2 separate regions of the Homo sapiens genome follow, and region 2 is linked to region 1. A link is an interaction called in ENCODE POLR2A ChIA-PET data of the cell type or tissue named here. Cell type or tissue: MCF 10A. All regions are shown on one strand.

Evidence for each region. Peaks named below come from ENCODE experiments on the same cell type or tissue, not always from the same donor. Only the 100,000 strongest peaks of a DNase experiment are listed, where the experiment ranks them.
Region 2: POLR2A ChIA-PET joins it to region 1 with 6 read pairs; 2 of 35 experiments call an interaction of 5 or more read pairs at or near these places.

The regions. Positions count from the first base shown.
Region 1 is chr10:121,177,131-121,181,130 of GRCh38, forward strand. LINC01153 (long intergenic non-protein coding RNA 1153) reads left to right here and starts at 1,407. Exons shown (of 2, transcript XR_246197.3): 1 at 1,407-1,842. The region is part of intron 1 of LOC124902515 (a long non-coding RNA gene); the gene reads right to left. In MCF 10A, no CTCF peak of the experiment used is centred here; a DNase peak (open chromatin) is centred at 2,111.
Region 2 is chr10:121,283,099-121,287,098 of GRCh38, forward strand. The region is part of intron 1 of LOC105378523 (a long non-coding RNA gene); the gene reads right to left. Among named protein-coding and RNA genes, the nearest start is that of LINC01153, 110 kb to the left of the region's middle. In MCF 10A, no CTCF peak of the experiment used is centred here; no DNase peak of the experiment used is centred here.

The DNA of each region.
Region 1 (4,000 bases):
TTTGATGATGATGAATTATACTTGGATAAAACCTACCCTCTACTTTTAACTTTTTATTATGGAAGATTTAAATGTCTACAAAAATAGGAAGAGTAGCTTAGTGAACGTGGAGGTACTGTATCAAGCTTCAGAAATTATCAATTTACAGCCAATCCTGTTTACCTATACTCCACATAGCTCTCTCCCCTACTCATATTTTGAAGTAAATCACAGATATTATATCAATTCATCTATAAGCCAGGTGCAGTGGCTCAAGCCTCTAATCTCAGCTACTTGGTAGGCTGAGGTAGAAGGATCACTTCAGGCCAGGAGTTTGAGACCAGTTTGGGCAACATAGTAAGACCCTGTCTCTAATAAATAAATAAAATAAAATTTTAAAAAATTAGCTGGGCATGGTGGCATGTGCCTGTAGTCCCAGCCACCCAGGAGGCTGAAGCAGGAGGATCGCTTGAGCCCAGGAGGTCAAGAATGCAGTGAGCTATGATCACACCACTGAACTCCATCCTGAAGGGCAAACTCTATCTCTAAAACAACAACAGCAAAAGGATTCTGCACAACAATTTATCTATAAATATCTATATATTTATATGTAGATATTATCGATAATATCTACATATTTATATATAGATAATATCTACATATTTATATATAGATATCGATAATATCTATATATTTATATATATTTATATATAGATATTATCGATAATATCTCTCTATATATATTTTTATATAGATATTATCGATAATATCTATATATTTATATATATTTATATATAGATATTATCGATAATATCTATATATTTATATATATTTTATATAGATTTATAGATAATATCTATATATTTATATATATTTTATATAGATTTATAGATAATATCTATATATTTATATATAGATATTATCGATAATATCTATATATTTATATATAGATATTATCGATAATATCTATATATTCATATATATTTATATATAGATATTATAGATAAATATAGATATTTATAGATATTTATAGATAAATATAGATATAAATTTATAAATATATATATTTTTATATATCTATAGATATAATTATAGATCTATAAATATAGATATAGCAATTTATCTATAAATATCCCAATATGTATATCTACAATATAAGGATACTAAAAAATACCTCAATAATACTACCACACCTAATTCTTATATGGTTAAGAATTAACAATTCATTAGTATCTTAATATTGCCAAGTATCTAGACCATATTCCAGTGTTCACATTTCCTTGATTATCTCAAACATTTTTAAATTGTTTGTTCAAAGGTGGTTTCAAATTAGGTCCATACAATGAGACTAAATTGGTCGGTAGTCTGTAAAGGCTTTTTAAAATATATATGCTCCTCCTTATCTCTCTTTTTTATATCTTCGTAACTTTTTTTGTTGAAGAAACTGGGTCACTTATCGTGTAGAATTTCCCATAGTCTGCACTTCGCTGATTCCATCCCTGAGGAATTAACCTGTTCCTCTGGACCCTGTACTTCCCGTAGTTGGCAGTTGGATCTAGGCTCTGGATCAGATTCAAGTCTGATTGCTTTGTAAGACCACCTCATGAGTAGAGCTGTGTTCTTCCATCAGTCAGGTTGCTTCTCTGTTTGTGATGTTTGCAGCCATTGATGATCACTGCCTAGATCCATTAATTCATTAAGGTCTGCAAAAGGACCCTCTCTTCTCCACTCTGTCTCCCAGGTAGGAACCTCTGAAGCTGAGGACGTATTCTTGCTGGCTTCATTATTGTCATCATTCCTCTTCGTGACCTATTACACATTTCTGAAGAGAAACTCCTCTCACCAGCTCCTTTGTTTCCTAAGGTAGGGTTCTTATAGAAACAAGATAAGCTTTCCTCTTTCTTTCATTTACCAATTTTCAAACTAATGAGTTGTACCCTAGCATTCTGCAAGAGTGACCCATGATTTTCCTAGCACCATTTGGAACTCATGGATTAAAACATATTCGATGTGTTTCAATCCCTCTTAGTTTTTATCTTTATTGATGTTGAAATATTTGCCCTGAGGGAGGTTTTGCAAGTTGTCTCCTGAGTCTTTTTGACATGTTTCTTCTAGTCTTTGATAGTTTTTTGGCTTTCAGTTATGACAATTGCTCCAGGCTCACCTTGTTTATTTCCTCCCAGACCTGGAATCCTCCATCTTGCCAAGAAGCTTTGGTTCTGTCCAATAGAACCACAATCTGGGTGATAGGTGTTCCCATTGCTACTGGTTTGGTCATTCTTTCCAGGCCTTTTAAGCGGACAGACCTTGAGAAAAATCTATCAAGTTCATACTGATACTCCTCATTCAAAATCAAGACTGTAAGATTTTACCTAAATTCCTTGATCTTAATCTGCATCCACAAAAATCCCATTTTTCAGTGACACCAATATAATTATTCATTTGCTTTATCCCACACCATACTTAGAACAATAGCAGAATAATAATATAAGCATTAGCACCAAAATATGATTACTAAAAATAGTTTAATTTTTTTTTAAGTTCTTTTTATCCTTAGGGTATATACTCACCAGGGACATGCTGTCAAGTTATCTTATTTAAAAGTCACTTGGAGCAGTTCCTGTCTCTGCTTATGCCATCAGCTCAATCCAGAGTTAGGTTCATTTGTTTCATTTTATCATCAGCTTTTAGAGACTAGCTTTTTAAATTTTAGTGTTATAATTTGGTTTCACAATTATGTAAAACATTTGTATGATTCCAAAACCAAATTTGAAACTCAAAATGTAAGTAACAAGGCTAGCTTTCATCTCTGAACTCTCCACACTATTCCTTTTTTCCTCAAAAATAACTTATTTTAAAAATACATTTTATTCTTCCTTTTTAATACAAGCAAATCATATATGTGATTATATATTTATGTGTGTACATAATATATATATCATATATGTGATTATATACATGATTATATATGTGTGCCTATATGTATGTATATATAATCATACACACAGATACACACACATATATATTCCCTTTCTTTGATAAATAACAGCAGACTATTCTTTTTTCTGCCTTGGATTCACTTAACATGCCTTGGAAGTCACTCCACAGCTATCACAGGGTTCATCCTCATTTCTTTTCATAGCTGCATAGTACATACTCAATCATGTAGCTGTCCTATAGTTTATTTAACCTGTTCCTTACTGGTGGACATTTGGGTTGTTTTCAGTCATCTGCTCTTATAAAAAGTGCTGTGATGAATAGCCTGTGTATCTGTCTTTTCATATTTTTGCCAAGGTATCTTGGCGATTCCTAGAAGTGGCATTGCTGGGTCATAGGCTAAATGCCCATGTGGTTTTGCTAGATAGTGCCAGTCTCCTCCCTGGGATTGTCCCATTTCATATTCCTCCCAGAATTGAATGAGAGGGCCTGTTTCCCCATAGGTCTGCCAATACAGCATGTTGTCAACCTTTGGGGTTTTGACATCCGATAGGTGAGAAATGGTACGTTGGTATAGTTTTTATTTTACATTTATCTTATTATTAATGAAGTTGATTATCTTTTCATACTGTTAAGAGAGATGGCCGGGCATGGTGGCTCACACCTGTAATCCCAGCACCTTGGGAGGCCGAGGCAGGCAAATCACTTGAGGTCAGGAATTCGAGACCAGCCTGACCAACATGGTGAAAGCCCATCTCTACTAAAAATACAAAAATTAGCTGGGCATGGTGGTGGGTGCCTGTAAGCCCAGCTACTCGGGAGGCTGAGGCAGGAGAATTGCTTGAACCTGGGAGGTGGAGGTTGCAGTGAGCCAAGATCGCACCATTGCACTCTAGGCTGGGTGACAGAGTGAGACTCCATCTCAAAAAAAAAAAAAAAAAAAAAAAAAAAGAGAGCGACAGAGAGATATTTGGATTTCTTTTTCTGTCAATTATTTGCTTATATTTCTAACCCATTTTTCTACAGAAAGATTTGCCCTAAGGGGGCAAATATTTGAACATCAATAAATATACTATCCTTAGTA
Region 2 (4,000 bases), 110 kb after region 1:
GACTATATATACATATATATATATACACACACACACACATACTTGAAACTATATACATATAGTACATATATGGAGTACGTATATACCTATAGTACGTAGATATATGATACTACACACACACGCAACACAGCCTATCAGTGCAGTTTCTCTGAAGAACCCTGACCAGTATAGAGCTCTGCTTCCATAATTGTTGCCTGTGCTGTCACCTGGTGCAGAGGTGTTCTGAGGACATCTGTTGAATGAGGAAGGGAGGAGAGAGCTGCTCTTGCGTCCTGGAATGGGGGCGCTCTCAGGCCAGTTGCCCATATCCCTCTGAGAAACTCATGTAAATTAAAACACTGGCAAAAAATTATTAAAGTTATAACTCACAGAGCTCCTGCCTCTGCGTGCCTGCCTCTGCGTGTCTTTGCTAATATTTTCAACGTTTGTTAAGAAATCACGTTTACCATTGTATTTCCTATACCTGGCTCACCTGAATCTGAGATCCCTAACCACACACCTGAGAACCCTACTGAAGCCATTGGTTATGGTCTCCAGTGGAATCAGTTTTTACATTTACAAATGACTTGCTAATTCAATATGAAGTCACAGTAATTATGACTTAGTCCTGTTCGCCAATTTCCACCTTCCATATAATGTCGACAGTATAAAGACAATATACTCATTGTTTCTCTAACATGGGATTAATATTTTGTCTGCAATAGACAAGACCTCCCTCTTTTCAGAGTCCTTTGTGATGTACCCTATTAATCAGTAATACGTTAAAGACTTCTCACATTTCAGAATGTATAACAGCTTATGATTGAGTTACTATTTAATTTTCTGCCCCTGATTTTTGAGGATTCTAATCCCAAAGTTTAGTCCAAGCTACACATTTTTGGTAGTTGTTTAATGCCCTTATAAAGTTTTTCTTTTAATGGTAATAACAAAAGGTCTGATTTTAACACTACCTTTTACGTAACTGGTTTAAATTAGCAAGGTGTATTCAAAGCACACTGACTTACTGATTTAACATATTACTGAAATGGATAATTTCTTACTTACATGATTAAACTGCCTGGTTGTTTTACTATCCTAAAACCAGTTTACTAACAGGAACACACACCTTGCCACCCAGGAGGAAAGCCACGCCAGGAAAAGGACAACAGGACCCCACCTAGGGCTCAGGGTCTAAGTATTTTCATAGAAAATGAGAAATAAAAAATATTTGCATTCTTTGCATTTTTCATCCTGCTTTCCCTTCAATGAAGACTATTCTGAGATTCAACCTTTAAAAAAGAGTCAAGGGTCAGTCTCCTTTGAGGGACTTGCTCCAGCATGGAATAAATGAGAGCCAGTCTTGTTGAAGGTCACGTTACATGTATGCTTTGAGGAAGTCAGTCTATGCACGAATGACGTTGGAAAAACCACCAGTATACTAATTCCCCAGGAAAGCAAATCCTATGTGGCCCACAAAGGTGGCATCATTTCAAAGTGCCAAATATCCACTTACATCCCTGCAGTTGTCCTTGCACCATTTCCCTCTCAGGTAACTTTAATCAAGTCTGTTAACATCAACCATCAGCTCACTTCCTTAAGCCATATCTGCTACTAGATTGAGGTTTCTTAATCCTAACGACCATCATCAAATTGCAATCATCTGGGGAGACTTTCCCAAAGCACTATTCCTGAGCCCCACCCTAGACCAGTTAAATCAGAATTGACAGGAATGGAACCTGGGCTGATTCTAATGAATCAGGCAAAATAAATGCTAAGACCCACATGACAGACGGGCTTTCTAAAGCAGACCTTTAGAATCAGATGAAATAAACCTTCTCCTCTGAAAGCTCCCCCACCAATTATTCCAGGCCACATGCTTCACTGCTCAGGTAATGAGAGGGTCTGGGCTCCAGAGGTTCAGCCACTGCTCTCTCAAGATACTTTTCTAAAACGACAAACCTCCCAAAGAATTTTCCAGAGTTTCACATGTGCAACAGTTGAAACTATGTTGTGTTGGGTTGTTTTTTTTTTTCCCCTGAAAACACATGTGTCCTTTTGTTTCACGGTCTCACTTGGCACCAAGCACCTAGTTCATTTGCCCATCAGATTAGCTCGAATTACATGCTTTTACTGCTCCTACAAGCTAATGCAAGAGACCTACAATTAACTGTGGGCTGGTTTAAGCCCTAAATGAAACTAATGTCTGCCCCGACCAAATGCCTCAGGACCCACTTTTTTTTCCTGTAAATTGCTATTTTTGTAGGCTGTCTTCCAGCAGTTGAGCCCCAAAACAAGTTGGAACTGTAAACCTACTAGATTCTACTCACAAGTATTGTTGAATCCGTCTCTTGCACTGTCTCTGAAAGCTTAGCAAAATGCACAATAGTGTCCTTATGAAGGAGGACAGAATTGCCACTCTTAATATAGTCTCATTCAAGTTCACATAATAGCAGAAGTGAGAGAAAACCACCCACATCCCTGCCTTCCATGGGTAGGCTCCATATGTCAAGACATAGGAAGACATAATATTGCCTGCCTTTATATCTGCAAATTGAAGAGCTAATTCATTTCTAAGGAAAAAGAAATACATTTGGCACTGAAATGGAAAATACCAGGAATGTTGGAAAATTCCAGTGCCAGTTCTAAAATGATGACAGGGTACACAAATGTGTTCTGGCTGGTTAAATTTTGCAAATTTCAGAAAAAGATGAATGGATAATAAGCATGATTCTTGCTTATGGACCCCCATGGAAAAGTAGCATAATATCGGTATTACATTACCTTTCATTTCCATCAGCAATGAGTTACACTATGTCAGTCCCTAAGAGAGACAATCAGATAAAACCCTACCAAGTGCCTGTGGAATTTGCTGCTCCTGGCATCAGGACTGAAAGAGCAGGGTGAATTAAGCAGAGCTAATCGTGCTTTTGGAGGTGGAAGGGTGGGGAAGAATGCATTTATGTAACTCTCCTCCGTAGAGCAGCAGACTTCATTTTGCCAAAGATCACTTTTCTCCTAACTACCATCATAAAAGAACCAATGAAGGCTTTCAGTAATAGGAACTGCGAGTGGAAAATGAGGTCCCAAACTGATGTCTTCACTTGCCTGACTCAGAAACCATGTCTTCTGCAATGACTTTAATGGTACAAGTAGTATCTGTTACCTCCCCTGAGAGCCAGACTCTTGGCCTGACATCCTTAATAGTTAAATTAGACCACCATTTCCTCTGGCTCAACTTTTATTCCTGAACAAGTCATACTGGTTGCATGGTCAAAGGTTGGATTATACAGAAAGTCAATAGGTGCTTTTGAGGCTAAAGAGACAAGCACCTGTCCTACTTTAAAAGCATCCATTCCTCTCTTGTTTTAAGATTGAAATATACCTGGAAGGGTGGTTACTAACCTCTAGGGTTCACTTGCCCAGGAAGCAGGAGACCATGATCTGAAAAATCATGTCATCACTTCCATGTGTACATGACTGTGTTCAAATATGTATAGATGACGTCCTAACAGTAACAGACAAATTCATTTAAAAGCATTTCCTCATTTAGAGTAGCTTTTTGACATTATAGGTTTCATCAACATTGGATACTGAACATACAACCACAGGCCATGAGCATCTGGACAACTTTGTGACATTATGAGTAGTTCCTCCATGTTTGGACTCACCGAGCTAGGAGGCCATCAAATTTCATTATTGTCTGAAGTCACTTTCAGGGCTCCAGAAATATCCTCTAGAGAGTTTGAGAAACAAAATGCCACAGTTTTCTTATTCTTGTTCCACATATTGGTATTGATACCTCCTAATGATGTAAGTGCAACAGACCCCCCAGGTTACAAGTCACAGTAACCTGAGCATGTGCAGATGAACCCAGCATGCCTGATTAGTGACCCTGGAGCAGGCTGGAAAGAAAAATTCAAGCACATGTGAAATGTAAGTACCGAACCCAGAAATGGGGACCAAATTAAGAAGTGAGGGGTGCCCCCTTTTGTTGCAGTATGAACTTAAAAGTCAAGGACCC